Linked DNA regions of Homo sapiens: region 2 is linked to region 1. A link is a loop called in an ENCODE intact Hi-C map of the cell type or tissue named here. Cell type or tissue: MCF 10A. All regions are shown on one strand.

Region 1 (8,000 bases):
GGTACCACCCAGATTGATAAACTGGCTCATCCAGTCATGTGGCCCCTACCCAGGAACTGACTCAGTGCAAGAGGACAGCTTCAACTCCCTATGACTTCATATCCCACCTGACCAATCAGCACTCCCCACTTCCCGACACCCTACTCGGCAAATTATCATTAAGAACCCCAATCCTCGAGTTTTCAGGGAGACAGCTTTGAGTAATAATAAAACTCTGGTCTCCCACACAGCTGACTCTGTGTGAATTAAACTCTTTCTCTATTGCAATTTCCCTGTCTTGATAAATTGGCTCTGTCTAGGCAGCAGGCAAGGAGAACCCAATAGGCAGTTACAGTCACATCTTGGTGTGTCCCCTCATGTGTGTGTGTGTGTGTGTGTGTGTGTGTGTGTGTGTACTGTACAGAGTGAGTTGCTTCTAACATAATAGGACTAAAGTGATGGGGTGTCACTTCTGAGATTAGGCTATAAAGGACTATGACTTTCATCTTCCTTGCATCTTCTCTCTCTCTCTCTCTTTCTCTCTCTCTCTCTCCCTGCTAGCTAGGGAGTCAAGGGGGGGTACCCAGGACACAGAATTGAAGAAGACACTCCTTCTCTGGCCCATGCAAGTGCAGGGTCAGCACCTGAGAGTGAGTGTCTCTTCAAATGCTGTGCCCCGAGTGCCTTGCCTGCCTCACCTTCCTTCTAGCCAGCTCCCAGGGCAGACCTGACCTGCACCCCTATCCCAGCCTTGACAATCTCTGAACAGGTCCTGGCCAAGCATGGTGATCAGATTTCCTACCTCCTCCAGCTTGATTTCTGGGCCAGATGTCAGAGATAGGGGGCACCCGGATCTCTGAGAACCAGCTCTTCTGTGCCAGGCTTCCTGGCACCGAAAAACCAAATATATTTCAATCCCTCTGTCCTCATGTCTCCATGATGGATACTGGTCTTTTGTATAGTCAGCAGGTCCTTCTCCTTTCATACCAATAGACAATGACAGAGGTAGTCCGAGTCGAAGCCCACCGCACTTCCCACCAGCTTGCTCCCAAGCGCCAAAAACAGAAAAAAGCACTGTGCATGAGCTGCTTTCCCGTGCCCTCTCAGTATGGCGTAGTATATGAGCATGGCAACGTTTACCAGGAGGGGATTTTAGAATGCCTCCGAATCTTCCAAGCACTATGTATTTTAATGTGTATGATGACAGCTATCATTTGAGGGATGCTAGGCACTATGCTAAGTGCTTTACTTGTGGTTTTTGGTTTGATTTCCTCAAAGACCTTAGGAGGTAGGTCTCATTTTTAAGGTCTTAATAGGTTTATTAACCTATTAAGTTAATAGGTTAATAGAAACTCAAGTCTTAATAGGTTTATTAACTTGTGTGAGATCACGGTTAATACACCGTGGCCCTGGGACTTGAATTCAGTCTAGCTGGGCTCTAAGCCTGTGTGCCCAGCACTATGCCACACTGCCTCCCCAGCAGAGTTTGACTTTCCAAGGCCCACTGGGCTTCTCCTTCCTACCATGATCAGAATCCTGGTATAAGAGTTTCTCTGCCAGGTGCAGTGGCTCACGCCTGTAATCCCAGCACTTTGGGAGGCAGAGGTGGGCAGATGACCTGAGCCCAGGAGTTCCAGACCAGCCTGGCCAACATGGCAAAACCCCATCTCTACTAAATACAAAATTAGCTGGGTGGCGGCTTGCACCTGTAGTCTCAGCTACTCGGGAGGCTGAAGCACAAGAATCACCTGAACCCCAGAGGTGGAGGTTGCAGTGAGCCAAGATCGTGCCACTGCACTCCAGCCTGGGCAACACAGTGAGACTCTGTCTCAGAAAAAAAAGAGTTTCTCTATTCTCCCCATCCCCCCTCTGTCACTCCCATGAAAGTTTAACTAAACATGAGAAGTTAAGTAAACATACAAATAAAACTTGCCTTCTACCTCTTTAACATGTCCCTTCCCGAGAAGCCCACCTAGACCAAATCACAGGCAGGAGGCCGCTATGGGGGTGGCAAATGGCATTCTGTTCTGGAAGGGCAACCACAAACTTTAGAGCCAAGAAGCCCTGGCTTGGAAGCCCAGTTCCACCCCTTTGTAGCTGAGTGGGTGATTCTGTCTCTGAGCCTCATTCATAATCTGTAAAATGGGGAAAGCAATGCTCACTTTTTAGGGTGCTTAATTCACTCATTAAATGAATACATTTAAATATATATAATATATACTGATATAATTGAATATATTATATATATAAATAATAATCCTGTGCCCTGAGAGCCACCATGTCAGCCTAGGTTTCCTGCTCTTTGAAATTTCCAAACATTGGCTGGAATCTCATCTTGGCCTCTGCAAGGAACAAGATCTATTTAGAGATTTGTTACAGATTTCAATTGTGTCACTTTCCTTTTTAAGGCAAAGCGGCTACAGTGGGCCATGGTTTTAAATACTATTTTCTTCTTCTCTGTTATATGCATAAGGCTCCAAGAACTGTGTCAGGTGCATGCGGTTACTTTGAGGACCAAGAGGACAAAGGAGGGGGAGGAAGGAGCAGTCCTCCTTAAAGAGGAGGCTGGACCCCTCCTGGGCTTTCCCATAAAAAAGTTCTGGGAGCAGTAGATCCATTCTGAGATTTTCAGGTATAAGAAACAGAAAATGGCCGGGCGCAGTGGCACCCACCTGTAATCCTAGCTATTCAGGAGGCTGAGGTGGGAGGATTGCTTGAGCCCATGAGTTTGAGCCTATAGTGAGCTATGATCATACCACTGCACTCCAGTCTGGGTGACACAGTGAGATGAAAGAAAGGAAGGAAGGAAGGGAGGAAGGGAAAGAAAATCCAACTTGAATGCCTTAAACAACCAAAACAATGTATTGGTTTACAAAATCTAAAGTTTAGAGGTAACGTGGGCTTCTGGCACGGGCTGTTGAGAGCTCCCAGTGTTTTGGGGGCTGCAACTCTGCTTGTCTGAAAGTTTCTCACCTCTGCCTCCCAGTCAGCTTTTTCTAAACCAGCCTTTCCTTGAGGTAGCACAAGGCAGCTGACAGCGTCCAGGGCTCAGCGCTTCCTCACTCATGTCTGGGGGATCAGTGTGGTTGTATGCCCACCCCTAAAACAATCGCAGTGGCCAAGGGAATGCCAAGGGGGCAGGGATTATGTTGATGGGTTTAGGCCAATTGGAACTGACCCCTGAAACTAAGAGTTGGTTTGATCCTAGACTTAAACCACAATAGGATGGGGGAACCTGCAATGGCAACTGCAGATATTCACCCCAAAGACCCTTCTTCAGTGTGGGTGTGGGTGTGGGTGTATTGTGTTGTGTCAGTGTGTATGTGTGATGTGTCAGTGTGTGAGGTGTGTGTTTGTGGGTATGAGAGTGTATTGTACACATGATGTGACTGTGTAAGCATGTATGTTGTGATTGTGCATATAAGTGTGTGTGTATGTTTGTATTAGTTGAGAAGACCATATGCTGGACTAAGTGTGCCTTGCATTATTTTTTAAAATTTTATTTTATTTTATTTTATTTCAATAGTTTTTGGGGTATAGGCGGTTTTTGGTTACATGGATAAGTCCATCAGTGGTGATTTCTGACATTGTATTGCACCCGTCACCCCAGCAATGTACACTGTACCCAATATGTAGTCTTTTATCCCTACTCCCCTCCCAACCTTCCCTCCACCCCCACCAGTCCCCATTGTCCATTATATAATTCTTGTTGGGGCCTTCCATTCTGACTCTGCTGCTACCACCTTGCTGGCCCCCAAGGGTCTCCCCCATCCCCCAACCCTCGCCCCCGTTTATGAGCAAAATCCCTTTTCCCCTAAGCATAGATGATAGGGTGGAAATTTTAACAACTTTCCTAACGAAAAAGGAGAAGAGAAAGGAAATCCATTCAGAGAGCATAAGAAACCTAGAAAATCATTTCTGACAATGTATGTCCCTGAACCAATTATGACCTCCTATTTCCCCCACTCAGCTGTCTCAGAGCCTTCCCAGCTCCCTGCCTGGCGCTAACTGCTGGAGGCCACCCTAGGACGTTTGTCCCCTAGCAGCCAAGGCCAAAAATCTCATTTGCACATTTGTACTCACCATTCCACCTCAGGGCCCTCCGTCACCCCCACCCCCGTCCTCTGTCCTCTCCTCCCGCCTCCTTGGAGAAACTTAGTGACATTTCCAACAAGGGCCCCACGGTAAGAAAGACGGCTTCCTTATACTCTGTGGTGAGGATCAGCACATGTAAACACAAATAGGAACGTTGCCTCAAGCGCTCCATCAGCGCACTCTAGAGTCCTACAAAGGATTAGACAAAACAAGGTCATCTCCCCGAGTCCCAGCCCAGTGCCTGGCCGCCCACCCCTTGCTCCGCCCAGGGCCTGCTCCCTCCGGTGATCCCAGTCCAGTGCAGCCCTCTGCTGCCCTCTGCTGGGCCCTTGCCTACACAGCCCCGGGGCTCACCAGCCACCAAGAACACCGGGGGCTCTTGGCCAACCTTTTCATGTTCCTCTGTGATCTGGAGGCTGGAACAGGTTCACCAATACTTTCACCCACCCATCACTTCTCAGTGTGCTGGAACCTGTGAACGGTTTCCTAGTCGTTCAGAGTCTCATGTCCTCGATTTTTTTTTAAAGCAAAACAGAGGTTATAATCCCTACCTCACAGGACCAGGGTGAAGATTAAAAGGGCTTATTCATTCATTTATGAGTCATATGTTTATTGCACCTCTACTATTTGCTAGGCACTGGGTTGGTACTAAGGATACAAAAAGAAACTATCCTTGCCCAAATGGCGCTCACTGTTCTGTATACACAAATACACAGTTGTGAATCATGATAAAGGAACTCAGTAAGATGCTGGGATAGACTAAGACAAGGGGAAGCTTCAGGGAAGATAAGGAGGCAACTTAAGCATGAACACGAGTCACATCCAAGGGATAAGGGGTTTGGGGTGGGTATTCCAGGGAGAGGCACAAGAAGGCTGTCGTGAAGGTCCCAGAAAAGGTGATAGAGGTAGGGAGTAGCTATAGCTGGAGGTTAGCCAGAGGGGGCAGGGCCTCGATGAGAATGGAAAGGGATTTGGACTCTATTCTAAGTGCTGTGGGAGCCATGGAAGGGTTGAGAAGTGGGGTTGTGAGGCGTTGGCTCACACCTGTTATCCCAGCAGCTTGGTAGGCCGAGGTGGGCAGATCACCTGAGGTCAGGAGTTCGAGACCAGCCTGGCCAATATGGTGAAACCCCCGTCTCCACCAAAAAAATTAAAAAATTAGCTGGGCATGGTGGCATGTGCCTGTAGTCCCAGCTACTCAGGAGGCTGAGGCAGGAGAATTGCTTGAACCCAGGATGGGGAGGTTGCAGTAAGCCAAGATCACTTCACATCACTGAGTGACAGAGGGAGACTCCGTCTCAAAAAAAAAAAAAAAAAAAAAAAGGCCCGGCATGGTAACTCACACCTGTAATCCCAGCACTTTGGGAGGCCAAGTCAGGCAGATCATGAGGTCAGGAGTTTGAGATAAGCCTAGCCAACATAGTGAAACCCCGACTCTACTAAAAATATAAAAAATTAGCCAGGCGTGGTGGCAGACACCTGTAATTCCAGCTACTCAGGAGGCTGAAGCAGGAGAATCGCTAGAACCCGGGAGGTGGAGGTTGCAGTGAGCAGAGATCATGCCATTGCACTCCAGCCTGAGTGACAGTGTGAGACTCAATCTCAAAAAAATAAAAATAAAAATTTAAAAAAAGAAGAAGTGGGATTTGGAGATCATGCCCTCCAGCTCTCCGTACCACACCAGCTCACCAGTGTCCTGCAGACTTCTTCACCTCCACCCATCTCGAAATGCTGATGCTCCTCTGGGCCTGGTCCTGGGCCCTCTTTTCTTCTCTCTCCACACTCTACTTCTCCTCCATCATCTCCTGCATTCCTGTGATTTTGAATAACATTCCTATTTGGATTGGTGTCTCCACCTAGACCCCTCCTTCTGGCTCCAGATCCACACATATCAAAGAACCACCTGCCCACTCTCAGCTTTTGGATTTCCCAGATCTGTCAAACTTAGTGTCTCAACCCTGATTTAATCCTGGCTCTGTCACTCCCAAACCTGCCTTCCCCATCTCAGCAAATGTATCACTTGCTCACTTGCTGAGACTTTATAATATAGATAAGCCCAAATATTTACACATTTACGCACACACACACGTTTTTTTGTGGAGACAAGGTCTTGCTAAGTTGTCCAGGCTGTTCTCAAACTCCTCAGCTCAGATCATCCTCCTGCCTCTGCCTCCCAGAGTGCTAGGATTGTGGGTGTGACCCACTGCATCCAGCCGATGATATTTTTTAAAGTTCCACATCTGTCCCCTCCACCTCCACATAACAGCCAGAGTGACGATGTCATCCTCTGGGAAATTGGAGTATGTCAGTTTCCTACTTCAAATTCATTAACTGCTTCCCTTTGTGCTTAGGACAAAACCAAGCTCCTTACCATGGTCTACGAAGTCCTACAAAATCTGGCCTAGCTTCCCCATCCCATTTCACATCCTTCTCTCCCTCGTTTAATGTGCTCACCACTGGCCTTTTTTTCGTTTAACCTCCTGTATGCATGCCAAGCTGTTTTCTTCCTCCAGCTCTTGTACATGCAGCTTCCTCTACCTGGAATGCTCCTGCCTCATCTCTGTAAAGCTGGTTACTTCCTACTCTTCAAACGTCAGCCTACCTGTCACCTAGTCAACAAGATCTTCTCCATTTGCCCCATCCAAAGTATGTCCACTTCCAGGTCTACCCTGATATCAAAACATATTTTGAAACTCCATTAAGTAAACCAATTTGATATAAGAGAAGAAATCAGTGGAACCAAAGAAAAATCAGAAGTAGACTCAAATGTACAGGGAATTTAGTGTAAAGTAAAGGTGAGATTTCTAATTACCTGGGAAAAGAGAGATTAGTAAACAAATGGTGATAGTACAGCTGGTCAGTACCTGTTAAGATGACAAGGGCGAGTTCCTCTCTGACTCCTTAGCCTAACAGTGTTAGTGAATCAAATACTTGTAAAAAAAATCATAAAATATCTTAGAATGTGGATCAATTTATTACAAATCTAAGAAAGGTGAGGACTTTGTTTGAAAAGCCCAAAACTCGAAGCAATAAGGCAAAAAATTAATAAGTTTGTCTAAGTAGCAATCTAACTTTGGTACAAAAAAAGAAGGAAAAATAAAACAACTAAATCAAAAGACTCAGTTCAAAAATAAGGAAAACAGTCCCAGCACCTTGGAAGGCCCAGGCAGGTGGATTGCTTGAGCCAGGAGTTTGAGAACAGCCTGTACAACACAGTGAGACCCCCTATCTCTACAAAAACAAAAACAGGGAAAATATTGAAAACATATTTGTAAAAGAGCTTTTTTTCTTAACATAAATAGAACTGACACACATGAATGCAACAACAACAAAAAAGAACAAACTAATAGAAAGTTGTGCAAAGGATAGAAATGGTTTATAGAAAAACAAATTCCAAAGACTGTAAACATATGGAGAGATGCTCTACTTGAGGTATAGTAGAAGAAATGCAAATCAAAATAGTGAGAAAACGTTTTCTTTCCACTTAAACTGGTGAAAGTCTTCCCGAGTGCTGGCAGGAATATGAGGGAAGGAATACCGCCACCCACTTTTAATGAGAGGGTAGTACAACTGATGCGATCTTATTGCACGTTACTTTGACAAAATCTATCAAAATGTAAAAGGCACATATCCTTTCACATAGCAAAGAATTTAGAAATAGTTTATTATAGCTACAAAACTGAGCCATATATATGTACAGGAATCTTCATGGCAGAATTTTTATAAAAGCCAAACCCAAAGTGTTCATCAAAAGTACCTAAATGATCCATCATCCATCATCCACATGACACAATACCATACAGTGATTAAAGAGAATAAACTAGGCCAGGCATGGTGGCTCACATCTGTAATCCCAGCACTTTGAGAGGCCAAGGTGGGAAGATTCCTTGAGGCCAGAAGTTCAAGACCAGCCTGGGCAACATAGT
Region 2 (8,000 bases), 760 kb before region 1:
ATGCCATATGAGGATTTGGATTCTCCTGTAATATCAGACATAGGTAAAATTACTCCAAGTTAAAATAACAATGGCAGATCACCAGGAAGGGAGTGGGAGCTTACAGGGACACGAGCTGGGTAGTTATACATACATTCATATATACGCCATAAAACATGAAGTACCAAAATCTTACTTCTTCTTACATGCTCTATCAGCAGCATCTGATACAGCTTGGCATCTGTCTTCCTCTTCCATGAACACTTTCTTTACTTGGTTTCTAGGTCTTCTTGCTACATCTTTGTCTATTTCTCATCTCCCTAATCCCTTAACAATGTGAATATCTCAGGGCTCAGTCCTTGGGTCTTTTTTCTATTAACATTCATTCCTTGGTGATCACTTCCAGTCTCCTATCTTTAAACCATAAAAATACCAACAATTCACAAGTTTTTTTCTTTAAACAAGTTTTCTCCTAAACCCCATACCCACATGTTTAACTCTCTATACAATATTTTCACTTGGATTTTTTAAAAAATTCTAAACCTATGTCCAGAATGCAGCTCTTAATCTTCACCCACCTCTATCCCTGCTTTCTTCAGTCTTCCTCACATCAGTAAATGGCACATTTATTTTTTCCAATCATTTAGACAAAAAGCTTAGAGTTATCTTTAATGCCATTCTCTAACACCCAACTATCCATTCCTCTGCAGATCTTGTGGACTTGACCTTTAAAATGTTTACAACTTGGCCAGTTTCACAACACTTTGGTTCAAGTCAACACCTCACGTTACAGCAATACAACAGTCTCCTAGTCTCCCTGCTTCCACCTGTACTCCTTCATTCAACACTGCAGACTATGTGATCTAGTTAAGAGTATGTCAGTTCATCACATAACCGTTCTGTTCATTCCAATGGCTTGTCATCTCACTCACAATAAAACCCAAAGTTCTTAAAACAACTTACAACACCCTACAAGATCTGGCCTTTCTATATGATGTGTCCTGCCATGATTTCTTTCATTTTTTTCTGCTCTAGACACACAGAACTTCTTGTTCCTGACTCAAAGCCTTTGCACTTAACTGTTCTCTCTGCCTGGAATGCCTGTGCCCCATGAATCTGTACAGCATCCTCCTTCCTTTCTTGCATTTCTTAGCTCAAAAGCCACCTTTCCCAATCACCTTATCTTAAATTATACTCTCTTCCCCAACACACTCCCTATCCCTGTTATATTTTTCTCTATATCACTTATCACTCTCTCACATACTTTACATTTTATTTAACTTGTTTATTGTCTATCCTTCTCTCCATAAAATAAAGCTCCATGAGAGTAGACGTATACCTACTGCATCTAGAAACTGCCTGGCACACAGCAGGCACTCTAAAGCTCTTCCCACTGCATCTTAATGAGGGGGACACAATGCTGAACACACATAAGGATTGCAAGAATTGAATTAAATGTGTCAGCTAATATTTTTGTAGACTCTTTGGGTTGGCATGAACTTTTTAGTCATCTAGTTAAGCAGGATTAGATCTCAAACACTCCAGGTAGAATGGAATCCATTCTTTCATAAAGTTCTCTAGGGAAGGCTGCTTTACAACTATTCTTGACCAATTCTAACACTTATTCTTTGCGACCAGAAAATTCCTTATTCCCACTGAACTTATGTTATTCATGCTGTAGATTAAACTCAATACTATCCCATATATCCTATTTTTTTTTTTTTTTAGACGCAGTCTTGCTCTGTCGCCCAGGCTGGAGGGCAGTGGCGTGATCTCGGCTCACTGCAAGCTCCACCTCCCGGGTTCACACCATTCTCCTGCCTCAGTCTCCCGAGGAGCTGGGACAACAGGGCCCACCACCACGCCCGGCTAATTTTTTGTATTTTTAGTAGAGACAGGGTTTCACTGTGTTAGCCAGGACGGTCTTGATTTCCTGACCTCGTGATCCACCCGCCTCAGCCTCCCATACATCCTCTTGACACTTAAAATGGCCAACTGCCATCACTTCTTAGGGCTGCTCCCCACAATTCTTTTTGGTTATATGGCCCAGACCTAGATAAAGAAAATGTTGGGCTAAGGCAGATGATATAGCTAGTATGCCTCAGCAATATAATAGAAACACACTGCTTCCTCCCACTGCCGTAAGTGTCAAAACACATGGGTTCCAGTTCTTGCTCTAGTCCTTATTATGTGATGCAGGGAAAACAACTTTGCCTAAGTTATATAATTAAGCTTATCTTATATAAGGCTCCTCAGAAGGTGAAATCAGATTTAAAATCTGTTCTTGCCAAAGCAGCTCTCATACATGCTCTGTATTTCCCCCCATATCTAGCAAAGACAGGGAAAAATAAGTAAGTAAATCCTTAGTCCAACTCTTAGTAATCACTCTTTCTAAACCAAATGTTGAAAAAGTGTTTTACAATTCTGTCTGGACTTAACACCAATGTCACTGGCCTGTAGTGTCTAAAACTGCCCTTTTCAAAAAGTAGTGTTTTTGTTCTTCTCTGTTCTTTAGGCATGACTCTTACTCATATACTGTCTTCCCAAAAATAATAAATATCAATTCTCTAAAACATATTGGGTAGGTATCTTTTTTTTCAGGCTGGCCAGGTAATTCATATGGATCTTGAGGTCTGAATTATTTAAAGTATATTCATTACTTTGGTTTCTATCTATATTTTCTTTATAATAAAAATTAAAACTCTAAATATATTTCCCATGAAGTAAATATTTATAATAAAATTTAAAACTTGGAAAAATAAAAGTAGAAATAATCTTAGTAACACCAGTATTTTTTCTAGTTATATATATATATTTTTCTCTATTGTTATATTATCTGTCTTCTGTCTTTTTCCAAAAATGACTTGGGGTGGTTTAGAAAAAGCAGGATGCATTGGCCAGGCACAGTGTCTTATGCTTATGTAATCTCAGCACTTTGGGAGTTCGGAGTGGGCAGATCACTTTAGTCCAGGAGTTCAAGACCAGTCTGGGCAACATAGTGAGACCCCATTTCTACAAAAAAATAAAAAATTAGCCAGGCATGGTGGTGCCTGCCCATGGTCCCAGCTACTCAGGGGACTGAGGGAGGAGGATAGTTTAAGCCTGGGAGATGGAGGCTGTGGTGAGCTGTGATTGCACCACCACACTCCAGCCTGGGTGACAGAGTGAGACCTTGTCTCAAGAAAGGAAAAAGAAAAAGAAAAAGAAGGATGCACATATCACTTCTAGTCAAAATCTCTAAAGAGTTGGTCCTATAATTTGGTAAGTTCATCCTAAACTTCATAGGGACATACAAAGACCAAAAATAGTCAAGGAAATTCTGAAGAAGAGTTAAGTGGGAGAGTTAAGATTTCCAGATATCAAAACTTACATAAACCTTTAATAATTAATACAGTACAACAACTGTTATTAGTGAAGGGTTAAAAGGATGAATGGAATAGAATAGAGAGCCCCAAAACAGGACTATGTGAGAAAATATGATAGAGATAGGTGGCATGACAATTCAGGGGGAAAGGTTAGACAATTCAATGAGAGGTAGTATAACAAAGTATTTTTAGTTCATGATCTCTGATTTCAGAACGCCTCGTTTCAAACTCTAGCTTGGCCACTTACTAGTAGTGTGACCTGGTGCAGTGTCAATTCACTTACCCCATGTGTTGTAGTTTTCACATCTGTAAGGAAGATAATAATATAGTACCTACTTCATAAGGTTCTTATGAGTATTGAACGAGCTGTTACAGTAAAGCTGTTAGAACACACAAACACACACACACACACCACCCCAGAATGAATCTAAAGGCTGTTTTCCAAAAATTTTGGCTACATTCATTTAAAAAATATGTATTCTCTTATTCTCTGCATATTCTATGGCATGGTACCATGCTTCTATAACTAAAGCCATCTCTTTCTCCCAAGATTTCCAACACATTACCAACTACTTACATTTTAGTAATTATAGTAGTAGTATCCAATATGTTTTTTGTTTGTTTGTTTGTTTTTGAGACAGAGTTTCACTTTGTTGTCCAGGCTGGGGTGCAGTGGCGCGATCTCTGCTCGCTGCAACCTCTGCCTCCCGGGTTCAAGTGATTCTTCTGCCTCAGCCTCCCAAGTAGCTGGGATTACAGGTGTGCACCACCACGCCTGGCTAATTCTTTTGTATTTTTAGTAGAGACGGGGTTTCACTATGTTGTTCAGGCTGGTCTCAAACTTCTGACCTCGTGATCCACCAGCCTCAGCCTCCCAAAGCGCTGGGATTACAGGCGTAAGCCACCACGCCCAGCCCTCCAATAAGTTTTAAATAGAGTCTTCCCAGAAGCAATTAGAAATATTGTAAACCAAATCCATACACAATTTAGAATTACAAGCATTAATTTACAAGCTTGTAAAAAAGATCATGTTAAAACAAAGTTCAAAGTTGAATATCTGTAGTTATATAGATATTCTACACCAAAATGCAGATTAGGGATTTTGTTAAATTATGATATATTTAGCTGTGTTTAGAAGATTCGAAAAAGACTTATGCCCCAGAATACAGTAATATTTGGTTTTCTGGCTCCTGAGTCTGTATACTGCTGCCCTCTAACGGGCAGCATGATAAATGTAAAGGACCACATTTGCTACCTTGAACCTAACTTGGTCGCGAAATGACTTTTGAGAAGACAATAGCAATGAGAGGAAGTTTAGGGTAGGGCTCACTGTATTCTGCATATACTTAAAAACATCTGCTTTTACTTGTAACACAAGATGTGTTTGGACTGGTCCCTTGAACGTCACCAAGCTCATTAAAAGCTACAGCCAAATTTTGTGTTGAATCTCCTTGTTGAAATAAGGAAATCCGTTATTTTCCGACAGTACAAAGCAGCAGCCAAATTTTCATCTTTGATTCCAGAGAAATGCAAATATAAAGTAATAAACAAGGGCTAGACAACTAAACACTTACAGTGAACCTGGCAACATTTTTTTCCAAAGTAACCAAAATAAACTACTGAAAAGAGTTTGGCAGAATGCACTGTCTTTTACATTTTGAATTTGGATAATGATTTTCAAGGAATGGTCTCTATAATCCTGCTTTAAGAGTATACTTTAGTAATTCGAGGTAGAATGATTTTTCTCAGACATGAAAAAGTGACATATACACACATCATCTGGTCTGCAGCACCCCTCCCCCCTGCAGCACGCCCAGCTACCCCCAGCTTTGGTAGGCTAAGTGAGAATATGCCTAGGGGTTACAGAATACAAGGCTTGAAACTAATTTCAAATAAAAGCAAAGCAAGGCACAACAAAAGCCCCAAACCCCAATGGAAATTCAAAGTAGGCAACAGCCACCTTGGGAAAAAGAAAATTTTTCCTATGTATTGGTCTCAGCACTGAAAGACAAATCAATATGATATTGTTAGAGCTTATCAAGTTTCCCAGATTAATTCAAGTATTTGAAATTATTTAACGTGCACAAATTATACTTAGAGCTATGTGGGATAGCAAGTGACACAAATTTTTTTTCTAATACAGTTGATGGCAATACTGTCACTGGAGTAAATTGTTAAACATTGTCAAAACGTAACTGGACTCTTTAGAGTTGCCTGGTAGTGTACATGACATTGATGGAATGACTCATCCTCAATTTTCCAACTTCATAGGACTTTCAAGGATCACATCCTTGTGAGATGACTGAGACATTCAACTGAATGTCTTATCCTTAATACAAGTAGATGACTTTAATATTTGATATGCTGGTTGCCCTAATTCAGGGTTTCTCAACCTATGCACTAATTGACATTTGGGCTTGATAATTATTTGCGATAAAGAGTAGGTGTCTTGTGTATTGTAAGATGTTTAGAAGTATCTTTGGCCTTTATCCACTAGATGACAGTAGCACAGTCCCTCCAACTGTGACCACCAAAAATGTCTCCAGACCAATTTCATGAAGTAGGGTGGGAGGGTTGCTCCTGTTGAGAACCACTGCTCTAATTCATGACTCCAGATAGAGATTTCCTATTCTAAGACAAGTACTCTTGTCACAAGTACGAAGGCAACATACAGTGACCAGCTAACAGTCCTATACTCTCACTCACCTGCTGAAATACAAATTAGAATCACAATGAGATACCACCACATACCTGTTGGAAAGGCTAAAACAAGACACCCCCAACACCGCCCAAAAAAAAAAAAAAAAGAAAAGAAAGAAACCAGCCGGGTGCAGTAGCTCATGCCTATAATCCCAGCACTTTGCGAGGCCGAGGCGGGTGGCTCACGGGAGTTCGAGACCAGCCTGATCAACATGGAGAAACCCCGCCTCTACTAAAAATATAAAATTAGCCAGGTGTGGTGGTGTATGCCTATAATCCCAGCTACTTGGGAGGCTGAGGCAGGAGAATCGCTTGAACCCAGGAGGCAGAGGTTGTGATGAGTCAAGATTGTGCCATGGCACTCCAGCCTGGGCAACAACAGCGAAACTTTGACTCAAAAAAAAAAAAAAAAAAAAAAAAAAAAGAAAAAAAGAAACCAACTGACAATACCAAGTGTTAGTAAAGATGTGGCACAAATGGAATGCTAATATACTGCTGGTGAAAATGCAAAATAACGTAGACACTTGAGAAAACAGTTTGGCAGTTTCCTATACAGTTAAATATTGTATTACCATATATTCCAGCCTCCCACTCCTAGGTATTCATACAAGAGAAATGAAAACTTATATTTATACAAAAACTTATGCAAATGTTTGGGGTGGTTTTATTCATTATTGCTAAAATTGTCTTTCAGTTGGTCAACAGGTAAATAAAACTTTAGTCCATCCATAAAGTGGATTACCACTCAGAAAAAGGAATAAACAACTGTATGAAGCAACATGATTGAATCTGAAATGCACTGTGCTAAGTGAATGAAGCTAAACTCAAAAAACTACATAATGCCATTATGGAAAAGGCAAAACTATACAGACAAAAAAATTGATCAGTGGTTGCCAAGTGTTTGAGGTGGTGGGAAGATGTGACTATAAAGGAGAATTAAGGAACTTTGGGGGAGTGATAGAAATACTCTACCTACTTATTGTGATGCTAGTGGTTGTATGACTTCATGCATTTGTCAAAACTCGTAACTGTAGATTAAAAAGTATACATTTTACTGTATATAAAAATTAGATCATGATAAACCTGACTTATAAGTGAACAAAGAAATCAGATAGGACGGGAGGGGGGTTCAATTTGAAGCCTATGCTTTGCGGGCAGGGCTTCATTTCATCATCATTATCTATATAAGTCGTTTATGTCTATGTCTTGACTCTCTAAAGGTAATCACAATATTTTACTTCCTTCCTATAATTAAAAAATTCCTTTATTCACAGTTGGCAAACAGTATAAATATCATCAGTGTAGATGACATGTAGTGAAATTAACCTGGTAGTGAAATTAACATTTTGCGGAAATGTAAAGGGCGTAGATTTTATTTGATTTGGACTAGTTATTTCTTGTATTTGAGTTTTGTTCTCCCATTAGGATTCTATTTGGTTCAATGCTGGGCAATGAAATATCCATAAGGCACAATTATAAATCTCATATTCTTCTTCTTCTTCTTCTTCTTTTTTTTTTTTTTTTTTTGAGACGAAGTCTTGTCTTGCTGCCCAGGCTGGAGTGCAATGACGTGATCTCGGCTCACTGCAACCTTTGCCTCCCAGGTTCAAGCGATTCTCCTGCCTCAGCCTCCCGAGTAGCTGGGATTACAGGCACATGCCACCACACCTGGCTAATTTTTTGTATCTTTAGTAGAGATGTGTTTCACCATGTTGGGCAGGCTGGTCTCCAACTCCTGACCTCATGATCTGCCCGCCTCGGTCTTCCAAAGTGCTGGGATTACAGGCGTGAGCCACTGCGCCTGGCCCAGATATCTGATATTATTTTACACAGAATTTTAAGTTCTTTAATATTTCCTTTAACTTTTTCTAAAACTGTCAGACAAAGCCAGGTATGGTGGTAAGTGTCTGTAGTCCCAGCTACTTGGGAGCGTGAGGTGGGAGGATCGCTTGAGCC

Evidence for each region. A loop is a pair of places that touch in the nucleus more often than their neighbours do. Peaks named below come from ENCODE experiments on the same cell type or tissue, not always from the same donor. Only the 100,000 strongest peaks of a DNase experiment are listed, where the experiment ranks them.
Region 2: a loop joins it to region 1, with 6 times the contacts of the local background. A loop is called at or near these places in 5 of 110 quality-filtered maps.

Annotation. Positions count from the first base shown.
Region 1 is chr11:10,731,585-10,739,584 of GRCh38, forward strand. No RefSeq gene overlaps it. Among named protein-coding and RNA genes, the nearest start is that of CTR9, 16 kb to the right of the region's middle. In MCF 10A, a CTCF peak has its summit at 4,393 (motif pointing left); DNase peaks (open chromatin) are centred at 4,317 and 4,687.
Region 2 is chr11:9,968,521-9,976,520 of GRCh38, forward strand. It overlaps SBF2 (SET binding factor 2), which reads right to left. Exons shown (of 40, transcript NM_030962.4): 14 at 1-25. Among named protein-coding and RNA genes, the nearest start is that of LINC02709, 210 kb to the left of the region's middle. In MCF 10A, a CTCF peak has its summit at 4,556 (motif pointing left); a DNase peak (open chromatin) is centred at 4,581.